Linked DNA regions of Homo sapiens: region 2 is linked to region 1. A link is a loop called in an ENCODE intact Hi-C map of the cell type or tissue named here. Cell type or tissue: psoas muscle. All regions are shown on one strand.

The links. Hi-C counts contacts between places; a loop is a spot of excess contacts. Peaks named below come from ENCODE experiments on the same cell type or tissue, not always from the same donor. Only the 100,000 strongest peaks of a DNase experiment are listed, where the experiment ranks them.
Region 2: it touches region 1 in a loop (15-fold over the local background); 2 of 110 quality-filtered maps call a loop at or near these places.

What each region holds. Positions count from the first base shown.
Region 1 is chr17:21,293,557-21,301,556 of GRCh38, forward strand. MAP2K3 (mitogen-activated protein kinase kinase 3) reads left to right here. Exons shown (of 12, transcript NM_145109.3): 2 at 4,857-4,923; 3 at 5,322-5,370; 4 at 6,989-7,102; 5 at 7,318-7,437. Among named protein-coding and RNA genes, the nearest start is that of MAP2K3, 13 kb to the left of the region's middle. RefSeq lists enhancers at 3,177-3,716, 3,877-4,378, 4,379-4,878. In psoas muscle, a CTCF peak has its summit at 4,188; DNase peaks (open chromatin) are centred at 1,933, 3,859 and 4,245; H3K27ac peaks cover 3,897 bases.
Region 2 is chr17:22,200,155-22,208,154 of GRCh38, forward strand. It overlaps the pseudogene UBBP4. Among named protein-coding and RNA genes, the nearest start is that of LINC02002, 62 kb to the right of the region's middle. In psoas muscle, no CTCF peak of the experiment used is centred here; no DNase peak of the experiment used is centred here.

The DNA.
Region 1 (8,000 bases):
CCAGGTGGATAGTCTGGGGATCCCCCGTTCTCTGCAGGTGAGGAAGTCCCTGTAGGGTAGAGAGGTGGGGAGGGTGTGAGGCCCTGGAGGCCAGGCCCTGGCCAGGTGGCCTTGCACAGCCGGGCAGAGGCAGGGCAGGGCTGTGGAGGGCAGAGCCTTGGTCACTCCTCCTCACCCTAGCCTGCTGCACACCTACAAGGTGAGGATAGAGAAGGTAGGGCCTGCAGTGGCCGTGTATGAGGCCAGATGGCACAGCCTGGGCCTGGCATGGAGCAGGCACTTGGTTAGATGGGAGAACCTTCCCCTTGTCCTGCATCCTCTCCAGAGCCCAGGACAGGGGCCCCAGAACCTCAGGGCAAGGGGCCCTGCCTGAAGGTGCATGGCCACCCCCTGCTGCCCACAGGTGCTTGGCAGTGGCGTCTGCAGTACCTCAGGACCTCTGATGGCACCTGTCCTGGGGAGAGGGGCCAGTGTCTGGCAGGTCGCAGCCAAACACATCCATCCACACCGTCGAGGTACATCTGCCCACGCAAAAGCCTGTGCCCACTTCTCGGGGCCTCAGTTTCCCCCGTGCCATGGAGCGCATTGGCCTTGTTGCTGTCCCTCTGAGGGACCCTGGGGAATAGAGGTGGCCTGGGGCAGGGCGGCGCCTCTTGCTGCTCACATCTCCCAGCCCTTGTGGCTCCTTCCCTGGCAGGCCCAGAACTTCTGCAGTAGAACAGGGACCTCCTGGAACATCCGGAAGTCAGGTGAGGGCAGTGAACTAGGAGCAGGGATTACTTCTGTTGTCAGAAACCTGGTGATGCTCCTGCATGTGGCATGGTGTGGGGCTGACTTTATGAGTGGAGGCGGAGCAGGGGCTGCAAGGAGGGGTTGTCATCTTGCCCCTGTGGGTGACCCTTAGAGGGTCACACAGCTTGGTCTCCCCAGGCCCAGGGTAGAGGGAGCAGCCGAAGTGGGGGCCCTGCCCTCAGGCTGTTGCTGTTTGGACGTTGGAGCCAGACAGACCTGCCTTTATGGCCACTCCTCACCAGACGCCCACCGTGTGGCCTCTCTAAGTCACCTCTTCTCCCGCATGCTTGATACAACAGATAAGTGAACCTCCCCTACTCCCTTGTGGAGTCACTGAGAGGGTGGACAGGGGTGGTCTGGGGCTGAGGGTGGTGTTCTCTTGGGAGCTGTGCACTTCCAGATGGCCCCATCTAATCTCCACGCGCCAGGCACTGCTATGGCATGACGCTGATAACCCGGGGAGGTTTGTCTGTAATCTCCACTTTACATATGTCCAGAGAGGTGAAGCCACTTGCCTGAGGGCACACAGCTAGGAAGGGGCAGAGTTGCAGTTGAGCCCAGGCCTTGGCTCCAGAGTGAGTGCTCACAGGTGACCTGCTGACTGGCTCTCTGAGATGGTAACTGCAGAACGGCCACCTGTGGGACTCCACAGCAGAGAAGCCATCAGGCCACAGGGAGAGCCGGTCACTGGGGCCTGCGCAGTCAGGCAGCCTCTCTGAACTGGTGAAAGGCAAGACGACGTAGTAGCTAGGACAGTCACAGGGAAGAGCATTTCAGGCAGAGGGAAGGGCATGTGTGAAGGCCCTGCGGTGGGAAAGCAGGTGTCTCATTCAGAGAAGGGCTCACTCAAGGGTCGGGGGCTCTAGTTGGGGGTGAGTGGGAGGAGATAGGGCAGAGCTGCCACGGCCAGTGAGAGTTGTGTTCTAGTCTGGGGGTGCCTCTCTTTACCTGTGGTGTAGCCTCAGGTCAGTGGCTGAATTCTGGTCAGTTTCAGTTTCCTTGCCCCTGCCTGGGGGCTGCTATGAGGCTGGAGTATGTGGAGGACACCCCAGGACACCCCGTGCTGAGAGCCGGGACAGGCGGGCTTATCGTGGGTTGCCAGTGGCCGCCGAGAGCCTCTGTTTGTTGTGGTGATGGTTGCCACAACGGCTGCACCTGGGCAGCCCTGGGCTGCCTGGCCATCTGGGCCCAGCTCTGACGTCTGCAGCAGCCTGAGGCCTGTTTCTAGGCTGTCTCCATGACGGCCTCACCCACTCCCTCTGACAGCTGGGTGGCTTCCCCATGGAGCCTGTGGCCCTCCTGATGCAGGCTTGGTGTCCCCAACAGGCCGGTGGATGCAGAGGCCAGTCCATATACCACCCAGGCCTGCGAGGAGCGTGGTCCCCACCCATCCAGCCCATATGTGCAAGTGCCCTTGACAGGTGGGGAAACTGAGGCTTGGTGAAGGGGGGGCCACATGATACAACATTCCCAAATCCCAAGGCATGAGGTGGGTGGCAGGCTGGGGCCAGAGGGACCAAGAGCAGAGAGAGTGCAGGGAGGGTGTGGCGTGGACCCCACAGGGAAAGGGTGGGACTCAAGGGGCTGGGGGCAAGGTCAAGGCCCAGGGTCTCTGTGCAGAGCTTTAATTTTTAACAGAAAATATTTTATATTCTGGTTACGAAAAGCCTGACATCAGGAATAAAAGCTACCTATAATTCTCATTACTTAGGGCAGTTTTTTTTTTCACCTCTGCAGAGAGGCTGGTCATATCCATGGTGACCATTTATGGGCCACAACAGGTCCCCATCTGCGCAGTGAACCCTGTGCTGAGCACCTTGCAGACGTGATCTTGCTTCGTCCTGCAGCACTGTGCGGGGCAGGTGGGTGGCATTTCTGCCTCGAGCTGTTTTGTACATGAGGAACCCAAGGTGCAGAGGAGGGCACCATGCCAGGGTCGCAGAGCTGGAGTTTACCACGGCTGCGCCACTCCAAGCCCAGAGCCTCAGAAGTTCAGAGACTTTGGCCCAGAGGCAGGATAGAAGTGGCCTCAGAAGCTGCTGGCCCTGTGTGCCATGGTTTTTCCTGTTAGAATGTGCTGAGCCTCTGCATCTCCAGACTCTGTTGCCGTTTCTTGTTGAGCACGAGACTTGGGCCCCTCCTTCCGCCTCAGGGAGGGCTCCCTGTGGCAGGGGTGCTGTGAGCCATGGCCTGGCCTGTTGGGGTCTGCGAGTCAATAAACTCAGGAGTGACTCCTGGCCAGACCCCTGACTTGCTGTGCAGCCTGGGGCAAGTGGCTTCACCTCTCTGAGCCTGTTCCCCAAGTAAAGTGAGGTTGGGAGCCCCTCCCTGTAGGGCTGTGGGAGTATCTGGAGTCACAGATGAGAAGGGCCCTGCCTGTGGCCGGTGCTGTGGCTGTGACAGACTCGCAGTGAGACCCATGCGGTCCCTGACAGCCAGGGTGTTGCTGCATCTTAAAATGAGATAAAAACGCTGCGCACAGGAGTAGTGACTAGGCGATTGATTCATGGGGTGAGCAGTTAGCAGGCAGGCACCCAGTGCATGTGGCGGCAGCTGCTGCTGCTGCTGCTGCTGCTGCTTCTGTCTGTGGACGCTGTTGTTTCCTGAAGCCTCTGGGGCCTGGCAGCGGGGTCCCCGGGGTGGCTTTGGTGGAAAGGCTGCAGGTATCTGCTTGCCTGGCTCCTGCACTCTGCCCACCTGCCCCAGGATGGACCCTGGGACCCCTGTCCCTGCCAAGGCTATTCTGTTTCCTGTTGTTCTGGCCTTGTCTTCCCAGTAGCGGTAACCACCCTTCGCCCTCCATCTGGGCTGGGTTGGCTGCTGGGCCCCGGTGCGTGGCTCTGAGATGGGGCCACAAGTCTGTGTTGCACCGTGGCCAAGGCTGGATCTGAACCTGGCTTGGAGGCGGCTTCAGAGACTGGGGTCTTCTTGGCAGGCGGCAGCAGGGCCATGGGCAGTTTCTAAGCCCCAGTACCAGCAGCCAGGGTGAGCCAGCAGCAGGGAGTGGCGGGTGGTGGGTGAGGGCCAAGATGTGGCAGGATCATGCTTGGGAAATGATGAGGCAGAAGCTCCCACAAGGGCAGGCATGTGGCCAGCATGTCTGTACTGGGTGGTCTCCGGGAGCCGTGTCACTCCCAGCCCTGCTGCCTGATGGTGCCAGAGCACCAGGTGACCCTGGCATCTCTGATCCTTGCTTCTCCTGCCTGTGGAATGGCGGCTATGCCTTATTCAAAGGGCGGCCCTGACTACAGGGAGCTCTCTCTGCATGCCAGCCCCACTGTGCCTGGAGCCCCAGAAATGCTGACCCTCCGTTAGTACCAGCTGAGTGCTGTGCACCTGGCCAGGCTCTTGTAGCCAGCCTGAGAGGTGTGGACACTGGGGCCTCTCGCCTGTCCCTAGGGGTGGAGTGAGGAAGGTACTGCCCCGGGACTCTGGCCTGCCTGGTGCAGGGGAGGGGAGAGAGCCAGCGCTTTTCAGGGGAGGGAGAGAAACGGGCATCGGGTGTCGGCCTCCAGGGTGAGCAGGGCCCAGCAGAGCTAGCCTGGAGGGCAGCCCGGGCTGGAGTCCCCGCCTGCTCCACCGCCTGTTGCCCTTTCTGGGGGCCTGGCCTTCCTCATCTTGGATGCAGTATGAGCCCCATCCTGCTACCTGCAGCTAATGAAGCCCCTGTACAGTGGCTGCTGCAGGTGCTGGCTGGACCCCCGCTGGGCCCCTTCTCACCCCACATCCCATTGACTAGTCAGGCAGGGCAGTGAGGACACCTCACAGATGGGGAAACTGAGGCCCAGGGAGGTACTCAAGATGTGCCCAGTGGGCAGGGCTGAGATAAGGCCCTGGAGTCCAGCCTCCAGGCCTGGGTCTGTCCTGCTCTGCTCCCCTGCAGGGCTGGTGGGCCTCCTTCCCCCTTTGAAGGCCTAACGGCCTGGCTTGGAGAGAGGGGGCTCCCGGCATGGGTGATGGCAGAGGCTGGCACCCTTGTGGGCCAGGGCCTGATGGCTCATGGGAGTGCAGGGGACATTGATGTCAAGGGATAGGCCAGACGCCTCACCTTCTCTCCATTCTAGGAAAATCCAAGAGGAAGAAGGATCTACGGATATCCTGCATGTCCAAGCCACCCGCACCCAACCCCACGTGAGTCTGCCTCAGTTTCTCCCTGGCTCACCCTGGAGAGGCTTCCCGAACAGGGCTCAATGGAAGGAGTGAGAGGCAGGTGGGGCCAGCCCTGCTTTACCTCGTCCTGTCCTGGGCAGCCCCTGCTGTGCATACAGCCAGGTGACGGCTGCTGGGGGTTCATGCAGCACCATTTGCTCTGCTCTGCTCACTTCTCACCCTGTCTTGGAGGCTCGATGAGGCCGTGCCCAGCTCAGTGTAGATGCTCAGCAGCCAGTGAGAGGAGGTGGCCGGAGAAGGCGCCTCCGGGGCAGGAGGCACCTCGTCCCCACGCCAGGCCCCACACTGGCCCATCTACTGCTGCACTTGGGGAAGGGTGTGGTTCTCTCTGAAGCTCACGGAGTCTTCTTTCTCCACAGACCCCCCCGGAACCTGGACTCCCGGACCTTCATCACCATTGGAGACAGAGTAGGTGCCAGCCGCCACCCCTGCAGGGCCTCTCACTTCACCTGACGAGCGGGTAGAGCTGACCCTGCAGGGCCACTTTGGGGGGAGGTGACTGAGGGGTCAGAGAGGGTCAGGCTCTGGAGAAGAGCCTCGTCCTGCGCTGCTGGCTGTGTGGCCCTGGGCCACCCACTCTTTGACCCTCCTGGTGGGAATGAGGACCATCGGCTGCCTGACTGGAGCTTGGCGAGCCCAGAGCTGGTAGGAAGGTTTCTGAGCTGAGAGCAAGGCCCTGCACCTCATCCTAGCCCTAGGGGAGAGTATTGAACATGCAGGCTCCTAGGCCGCCCTGGACCCGCTGGATCACTCCCTCAGGCCAGCACCTGGGCAACCTGCATTTTATGCTTCCAGAAGCCTCGGAAGGGCACTAGCCATTCAGAATCCTGGCTCAGGGACCGTGCTATGCCCCGTTCCTCCCAACAGAAACCCTACTCCCAGGCCAGGTGCAGTGGCTCACACCTGTAATCCCCACACTTTGGGAGGCCGTGGCAGGAGGATCACTTGAGCCTCGGAGCTCGGGACCAGGCCTGGGCAACATGGCGAAACCCTGTCTGTACAAAAATACAGAAAATTAGTCAGCGTGGTGGTGCGTGCCTGTGGCCCCAGCTACTTGAGAGTATGAGGTAGGAGGATTGCTTGAACCCAGGAGGTGGATGTTGCAGTGAGCCATGATCGTACCACTGCCCTCCAGCTTGGGTGACGGAGTGAGACCCCGTTTCAAAAAAAAAAAAAAAAAAGAGCTGGGCACGGTGGCTCACGCCTGTAAGCCCAGCACTTTGGGAGGCTGAGGCGGGTAGATCACCTGAGGTCAGGAGTTCAAGACCAGCCTAGCTAACGTGGTGAAACCCTGTCTCTACTAAAATACAAAAATTAGCCCGGTGTGGTGGCAGGCGCCTATAATCCCAGCTATTCAGGAGGCTGAGACAGGAGAATCGCTTGAACCCAGGAGGTGGAGGTTGCAGTGAGCCAAGATTACCCCATTGCATTCCAGCCTGGGTGACGAGAGTGACACTCTGTCTAAAAAAAATAAACCCCATTCCCTAGGCCTGTCCTTGACGATACTCCCTCCAGGCTGTCGCACTCCCTGACACTCACCATCTGCTGTCCTGTTCATCTACTTGCTTACTCCTTTTTGTGTCCCTCCCAAGAGAGGGAAACATCTGTGAAGGCAATACTTTTGTTTTGTTGTCACTGTGTCCCCAGTGCCTAAAACACATTGTGGATGCTTGGTAAACAGTTTCTGAATGAGTGACTCATTCTAGCCAGCTGAGTGGGGTCGGGAAAAGAGGGACAGGGCACCTCTTTCTCAGAGCTGTACCTGCTGGCGGGGCATTTTGTCTCAGTCACACTCCATAGCAGCCTTGGGGTGTTGGCACTGTGCCTGTTTTATAGAGGGCATCGTGAGGCTCAGAGAGGTTAAGTGACTTGCTGAGGGTCACACAGCAGGGAGCGGTGGATATGAGGTTTGAGCCCAGATCTAATCAGCTGGTCCTCTTCATGCTGCCCAGGTATCTCCACTGGGCATGGGGTGAGGACTGGCTTCCAGCTTGCTGGCCACTGACTCTCTTTTCCATCCTTCAAGAACTTTGAGGTGGAGGCTGATGACTTGGTGACCATCTCAGAACTGGGCCGTGGAGCCTATGGGGTGGTAGAGAAGGTGCGGCACGCCCAGAGCGGCACCATCATGGCCGTGAAGGTGAGCAGGGCCTGGAGGCAGCTGGGAGGGCTCCCTGGAGGAGGCGGGCTGAGCTCTGCCATGGGGCCCTGCCTATCCCTCTCAGTGATCAGTACCGAGGCTAGGCTTTTTGGGGCACACTGGGCAGTGGCCCCCTGAGCTCCTGGCCCTCCTGTCATGAGTGTGGGTGTTGGCCTCTGCCACGGCAACCTCTGAATGGCAGTCCTTCCCTGCAGCGGATCCGGGCCACCGTGAACTCACAGGAGCAGAAGCGGCTGCTCATGGACCTGGACATCAACATGCGCACGGTCGACTGTTTCTACACTGTCACCTTCTACGGGGCACTATTCAGAGAGGTGCGTCCTTGCATGATGCAGCTGGGGATCTCCACCTCCCACCCATCAGTCGCCTGCAACCCACTGTCACTCAGTCCCTCCAGTACGCCAGGTGCTGGGGACACCTGGCATACTGGCAGGAGGCTCCCCCGTCTCTTGGCTGTTACTGTCCTGCTCAGTGCCTCAGTTTCCTTGTCAGTCAAATGAGGCCGGTGGTTGTGGGTGCCTCCTAAAGTTGACACGGAAGGTAAACGACATGGCCTGGGGCCTGGCATTCAGCTGCACTCAGTTCTGTCTGTGTGACCATTCGCATCCCCATGGCATACAGGGCGTGGGAATGGCATATGGGGCGTGGGGTGCCCAAGCAGGCAACGGCCATGGAGATATGAGATCTGGATTCTGGGTTCTAGGTTTGTGGACAGGATGGGGTGTGTGCTGAGAGAGTGACTGAGGCTGGAAGAGTGGAGCTGCCTTCCGCCAAGCCGGGTGGGTGTGGGTGAGCAGGGAGGCCGGGAGCCTAGGCGATGCTGGGCTCATACTGGTCACTTGCCCCTCAAAGAGCTGTGGCAGGGTCAGGGCATCTG
Region 2 (8,000 bases), 910 kb after region 1:
GAAGTAAGGAGTTCAAGATTACAGTGAGCTGTGATCACATATCTCTAAAAAAATTTTTTTTTTAAGATGGAGTCTCGCTCTGTCGCCCAGGCTGTAGTGCAATGGTGCAATCACAGCTCACTGCAGCCTCAACTTCCCTGGCTCAGGTGATCCTGCCACCTCAGCCTCCTGAGTAACTGGGACTACAGGTGAGCAACAACACACCCAGCTAATTTATTTATTTATTTATTTATTTATTTATTTATTTATTTATTTAATTTATTTATTTTTTGAGAAGGAGTCTTGCTGTCACCCAGGCTGGATTGCAATGGCACACAATCTTGACTTACTGCAACCACCACTTCCCAGGTTCAAGCAATTCTCTTGCCTCAGCCTCCTTAGTAGCTGGGATGAAAAGTGTATGCCACCATGCCTGGCTAATGTTTGTATTTTTAGTAGAGACGGGGTTTCGCCATGTTGGCCAGGCTGGTCTCAGACTCCTGACCTCAGGTGATCCACCTGCCTTGGCCTCCCAAAGTGCCGGGATTACAGGTGTGAGCTACCGCGCGTGGCCTGATTTTTTGTATTTTTAGTAGAGACAGGGTTTTGCCATGTTCTCCCAAAGTACTGGAATTACAGGTGTGAGCCACTGTGCTTGGCCCCTGTACAATTTTAAAATTTAAAAAAAAATTAAAAATACCTGGAGTTCTGGCCTTGAAAATCCCATCCTTGTGGGCGCTCCTTCCAGTCTTGAGGAGTGAACCTGGCCATCAGTGATTCTGAAGAAGCAATGGCCACAGAGAACCCCAGCACAGCAAACTGAGAAACTGCCATTTTTGTTGTATTTTATTATTTCCTCTAGAGATGGGGGGGGGGGTCTCAACATATTGCCCAGGCTGGTCTTGAACTCCTGGACTCAAGCAATCCTCCTGCCTCAGCCTCCCATAGTGCTGTATTACAGGTGTGAGCCCCCTTGCCTGGCCTGGCCATCTATATTTCTTTTGTTTGTTTGTTTTTCATTTTTGAGACAGAGTCCCACTCTGTCTTCCAGGCTGGAGTGCAATGGTGTCATCTCAGCTTACTGCAACCTCTGCCTCCTGGGCTCAAGCCATTCTCCTGCCTCAGCCTCCCAAGTAGCTGGGATTACAGGTGCCCGACACCACGCCCAGCTAATTTTTGTGTTTTTAGTAGAGACGGGGTTTCACCATATTGGCCAGGCTGGTCTTGAACTCCTGACCTCAGGTGATCCACCCGTCCTGGCCTCCCAGAGTGCTGGGATTACAGGTGTAAGCCACCACACTCGGCCTTTTTTTCCCAATGTTTTTTTTTTTTTTTTTTTCTCAGAGACCTTTGTTCTGAGATCTTTATTTCTTCTCCCTGTTCTTTTTCCTTGTCTAGTCTACCTCACAAATCATTTCATGATTAATTTTCCTAAAGCAAAGGGCAAATATTTATTAAGCATTTGCCATTATTTGTACTCAGTATTTGGTAATGGCAGGAATGTTTGAAGAAAGTTAATATGATAGTAATATGGAGCAATGTGAAGTTAAGAAGAGAGGGAGATGGCAACCAATCAAAAGACTATATCAGGCCGGGCTTTATTCATCCTGTTCAGAGGTGGTCACAGCTTCCCAATGCCTACAAAATAAAGGCCAAATTCCTGAGCCTAATATCCAAGACCGTCCATTCTATCCTCAACATACCTTTCTGATCTCTTCATTACTTCTTCCCATTAAAAGCCTCCAATTCAGCCAATTTTTTTTTTTTTTTTGACATGGGGGTCTCGCTGTGTCTCCCAGGGTGGAATGCATGACACCACCATAGCTCACTGCAGTCTCAAAACTCCTGGGCTCATGTGGTCCTCAGCTTCCTAAGTAGCTGCAACTACAGGTGTGCACCACCACATGCAGCTTCAGCCTGGCTTTCGCATGTGTGCGTACCTCTGTTCACAGTTACTTCTCCTGTCTCCTTAAATCTTGCTTCCTTTATTTATTGATTGATTGAATGATTTATTGAGACGGAGTTTTGCTCTTGTTGCCCAGGCTAGAGTGCAGTGGCGCAATCTCAGCTCACTGCAAGCTCCGCCTCCTGGGTTCACGCCATTCTCCTGCCTCAGCCTCCCCAGGACTACAGGTGCCTGCCACCACACCCAGCTAACTTTATTGTATTTTTAGTAGAGACGGGGTTTCACCATCTTGGCCATGCTGGTCTTGAACCCCTGACCTCGTGATTCACCCGCCTCGGCCTCCCAAAGTGCTGGGATTACAGGCTTGAGCCCCTGTGCCCGACAAGGGGTGCGTGTTTTTTAAAACATGGGAGAGGGAATTGTGCTTCAGAATCACCACCAGCTGTTGCAACATCGGGTGCCACTCCATCCCGCTTCTGAGGCACGACGGAGCACTTTGGGAGGCCGAGGCGGGTGGATTACCTGAGGTCAGGAGTTCGAGACCAGCCTGACCAAAATGGTGAAACCTGGTCTCTACTAAAAACACAAAAAATTAGCCAGACGTGGTGGCGCATGCCAGTAATGCCATCCATCTACTTGGGAGGCTGAGGCAGGAGAATCGCTTGAACCCCAGAGGCGAGGTTGTGGTGAGCCGAGATCGTGCCATTGCACTCCAGCCTGGGAAACGAGCGAAATTCCGTCTCAGGAAAAAAAAAATTTTTTTTAAAGGAAAAAAAACCCCTCTTTTTCTAGCCGGAAATACCCTCTTTCAGGAAGGCGCGCCTGTGCCGCATACGCACACTCAGTTACTTAGCAAAGTCTGGGCTAAACCACCCAAGGCGGAGCCCAGGAACAACAGAGCCACCGCATCCCCCACCAATCAGCGCCGACCTCGCCTTCGCAGGCCTAACCAATCAGTGCTGGTGCTGCAAGAAAGTTTCCAGAGCTTTCGAGGAAGGTTTCTTTAACTCGAATTCATCCGCCCAATAATTTTCTTATATTTTCCTAAAGAAGAGAAGTGCATAGAGGAGAAGGGACATAATTTGTTAGGATCCTTTCTTACGCTATGGGAATTTGGGGCTCAGTTGAAAAGCCTGAACTGCGTCTGGGGATGTTGGGCGCGGCGAACTACTTTCAGTGGCGCACGGAGACGGTGTCTATGTAAGAAGTGATAACGCAACACACCTTGCACAAATTTGCGCTCTGCCAAACCAGAGCATTCAGGCACGACTGGCTTTGTTGGGTGAGGTTGTTGTGGTGTTCCTGTGGCTGGACGTGATTCGCAGCATCCTCGTATCCGCTAACAGGTACTGGCCCACAGCCGTAAAGACCTGCGGGGGCGTGAGAGGGGGGAATGGGTGAGGTCAAGCTGGAGGCTTCTTGGGGTTGGGTGGGCCGCTGAGGGGAGGGGAGGGCGAGGTGACGCGACACCCGGCCTTTCTGGGAGAGTGGGCCTTGTTGACCTAAGGGGGGCGAGGGCAGTTGGCACGCGCACGCGCCGACAGAAACTAACAGACATTAACCAACAGCGATTCCGTCGCGTTTACTTGGGAGGAAGGCGGAAAAGAGGTAGTTTGTGTGGCTTCTGGAAACCCTAAATTTGGAATCCCAGTATGAGAATGGTGTCCCTTCTTGTGTTTCAATGGGATTTTTACTTCGCGAGTCTTGTGGGTTCGGTTTTGTTTTCAGTTTACCTAACACCGTGCTTAGGTTTGAGGCAGGTTGGAGTTCGGTCAGGGGAGTTTGAATATCCAGAACAGGTAGTGGAGAAAGTTGTGGACGCTTGGTTAGAGAGCGCTCTGGATTCTCCACTGTTGACATTGAAACCTTGAGTGACGAATTTTGTATTAAGTGACTTAGCCTCATAAAAATCAGGGGAGGTTTGCGGAATGTTACCATGTTTAAGGCATTTTGAAGGAGTAGTTGCTAACTTTGAAGCATATTAGATGTAAAAGCAAGAAATACAATGATCCTGAGATGACACGCTTATGTTTTACTTTTAATCTAGGTCAAAATGCGGATCTTCGTGAAAACCCTTACCGGCAAGATCATCACCCTTGAAGTGGAGCCCAGTGCCACTATCGAAAATGTCAAAGCCAAAATCCAAGATAAAGAAGGCAATCCCTGTGACCAGCAGAGGCTCATCTTTGCAGGCAAGCAGCGGGAAGATGGCCGCAGTCTTTCTGACTACAACATCCAGAAAGAGTCGACCCTGCATCTGGTCCTGCGTCGGAGAGGTGGTATGCAGATCTTCGTGAAGACCCTGACCGGCAAGACCATCACCCTGGAAGTGGAGCCCAGTGACACCATCGAAAATGTGAAGGCCAAGATCCAAGATAAAGAAGGCATCCCCCCCGACCAGCAGAGGCTCATCTTTGCAGGCAAGCAGCTGGAAGATGGCCGCAGTCTTTCTGACTACAACATCCAGAAAGAGTCGACCCTGCATCTGGTCCTGCGTCTGAGAGGTGGTATGCAGATCTTCGTGAAGACCCTGACCGGCAAGACCATCACCCTGGAAGTGGAGCCCAGTGACACCATCGAAAATGTGAAGGCCAAGATCCAAGATAAAGAAGGCATCCCCCCGATCAGCAGAGGCTCATCTTTGCAGGCAAGCAGCTGGAAGATGGCGGTACTCTTTCTGACTACAACATCCAGAAGGAGTCGACCCTGCACCTGGTCCTGCGTCTGAGAGGTGGTATGAAGATCTTCGTGAAGACCCTGACTGGAAAGACCATCACCCTGGAGGTGGAGCCCAGTGACACCATCGAAAATGTGAAAGCCAAGATCCAGGATGAAGAAGGCATCCCCCCCGATCAGCAGAGGCTCATCTTTGCAGGCAAGAAGTTGGAAGATGGCCGCACTCTTTCTGACTACAGCATCCAGAAAGAGTCGACCCTGCACCTGGTCCTGCGCCTGAGGGGTGGCTGTTAATTCTTCAGTCTTGCATTAGCAGTGCCCACTGATGGCATTACTCTGCACTATAGCCATTTGCCCCAACTTAGGTTTAGAAATTACAAGTTTCAGTAATAGCTGAACCTGTTCAAAATGTTAATAAAGGTTTCGTTGAATGGTAGCATACTTGGTGTTTTGTCATGATATTCTCTAGTGATGTGTGGGTACACTTAAAACTGGTGAAAATGTCTAGGGAGGGATTTAATTTTGAGATTGGTAATGTGCCCAAAGTTAAGTCACTTGACTCTGGTATACACTTGGGTGGGCTGAGGGGTAAGAGCCTTCTTTGCTGTAAGTCATTACAAGTTAGGATCCTGGACTAATGGCAAACTTTCTGAAGCTCGAATTTAAAGTCTGTTGGGAGTCCGAGGTGGGCGGATCACGAGGTCAAGAGATCAAGACCCTCCTGGCCAACATAGTGAAATCCTCTCTCTACTAAAAAAAATTAGCTGGATGTGATGTCGCCTGCCTGTAGTCCCAGCTACTCAGGAGGCTGAGGCAGGAGAATCAGTTGAACCTGGGAGGCAGAGGTTGCAATGAGCTGAGATGGTGCCACTGCACCCCAGCCTGGTGACAGAGCAAGACTCCATCTCAAAAAGTTGGATATGCAGGCTTTTTTAAAGATGGTCTTGCTCTGTAGTCCAGACTGGTATACAGTGGCACAATGACAGCTCACCGTATCATTCTTGGGCTCAAGTGACTGCAGGGATTTTCTTTACAAATATGCCTGCCTAGGCCTAATCAAAGATTGCTGGAGAAATAGTTTTGATTGAGGCTGCCTGAATAGTGGTAACGTAACTGCTTTCAATTCTGCAATTATTGGGTGACTATGAGCTGTGTGTTTATTGCTCTGTAGTGTAGTAACACCGAAGTGTTTAACCTGGGTGGTAGTATGGGACCGTAATCTTGTCTGTTTGCTGTATATGTTTTAAATGATGAGCCAAGAAGCAGCTAATTACTGAGTATGGAAGACTACTGGCTGAGGAGAAAGATGGCTTGCAGGTACTTAATGTTTAAAACTGTATCCTGATCTAAGACAATCTTCCTGGTCTTGATGAGTTAGGTGGCAAATTAAAGTGGTTCCTCACACAGTTGGTTTTTGTTTTTGTTTTTGTTTTTTTTGAGACAGAGTCTCACTCTTTTGCCCCAGGCTGGAATGCAGTGGTGCGATCTCAGCTCACTGCAAACTCCGCCTCCCAGGTTGAAGCAAGTCTCCTGCCTCAGCCCCCCACGTAGCTGGGACTACAGGGGCCCACCAGCTAATTTTTGTATTTTCAGTAGAGATGGGGTTTTACCATATTGACCAAGCTGGTCTCAAAAGTCCTGGCCTCAAGTGATCCACCCACCTTGGCCTCCCAAAGTGCTGGGATTACAGGCATGAGCCACCACTCCGGGCCACGCTGTTGTTTCTTAATGTCTAACAGCTTAACTTTATTGTGAAAGACTGCAGCAACAAATGAGATTTTATCTGTATTTGGTAAAAATGCTTATCCTTGTCTAAGTCTGGCAACATAAGCAGTTTTTAGGCTTCTATCCCAATGGACATTAGGCAGTAATACATGCGCAGTGCTAATAGAAAATATTTGAGGGAGTAAGGGTGTACTAAGGAAGTTCTCAAATCTTCCTGCTTCACTATCTTCTGTAATACAACTTCAGTAAATGTGATTCTCATCTTGGCACAAAATTGGGAGTAGTGTGGGGAGCCCTGTTTAATTTTTTTTTTCAGGTTTATAGTAGGGAAATAATGTTTTCTGGTACTAAAACTGGCGTGGTAAGTGCATACTTAGGGTAAGGACTTTAAATCACTGGCCAGTTAATCTCTAGTTGGTGGTTTAGCATGCAAGAAGTACCCATGGGTATATTACACAAATGCGGGAATAGCATATCTAGAAATAAGCCTTTGATATTCATAGTGTACCTGAGAATGGTTTCACACATAATTTTAGGTAATCTGCCTTAGTCACTCTGGTTTTACGGATCTTTGCCCACAGTTCCTGGTTCATAACTTCTATAGCCCTTGTTATAGTCATGTTGGGTGTGTTAGGCCACAGGAAACTCACTTAACTTCTGCCCTTTTACCTTCCCTAAGACAGGACTCATAATCTTCCCCTACCTTTCTGAGTCCTGAGACCCCCATTTCAGAGAGGGTTCTGTCCTGTACCCTGGGGAAAGGAATGCTGTCATCGTGAAGCCTCCTTAGAAAACCAAGAGGACTGAGTTTGGATATCTGAACACATGGAGGTTCCTGGAGGATGGCACACCCAAGTAAGGCATTAAAGCTTTGCACCCCTTCCCCCATACCTTGTCCTATGCATCTCTTCATCTGAGTCCTTTGTAATATCTTTATAATAAACCAGTAAACGTGGCCAGGCGTGGTGGCTTATGCCTATAATCCCAGCACTTTGGGAGGTGGAGGTGGGTGGATCACTTGAGGCTAGAGCTTGAGGCCAGACTGGGCAATGGGCTCTTTACAAAAAAAAAAAAATTAAAATGGGCATGGTGGCATATACCTGTAGTCCTAGCTACTTGGGAAGCTGAGGTGGAAGGATTGCTTGAGTCCAGGAGTTCCAGGCCAGCCTAGCACAGCAAGATCTTGTCACTAAAAACCTAGCTCTTCAAACCTGGAAAATTAAAACGTTTCACTGAATACCTAAAAACTATTATCTGGGGCAATAGGGCTTAAAATATTGTGCTGTCATTTCTCCCAAAGTGTCACTGTCTGACAATATAGGCTCATAGGTCTGTAGTCTGGTGAATCCTTCAGAAGAAGATTCAGCTGTTGCTCTTTAGTTCTCTTTTGGAATATTTTATTTTCCATAGAGATCCCCCTCTAAGTAATTCATGGATCTCAGCAAATTCACTCTGCACACAAATGAATCTGAGCAATTTTGAGACAGAGTCTTGCTCTGTAGCCTAAGCCAGACTGCAGTGGCACAATCTTGGCTCACTGCAACCTCTGCCTCCCAGGTTCAAGCGATTCTTGGGCCTCAGCCTCCTGAGTAGCTGGGATTACAAGAGTGGTCACCACACCCAGCTAATTTTTGTATTTTTAGTAGAGACGGAGTTTCACCATGTTGGCCAGGCTAGTCTTGAACTCCTGACTTCAGGCGATCTGCCCGCCTTG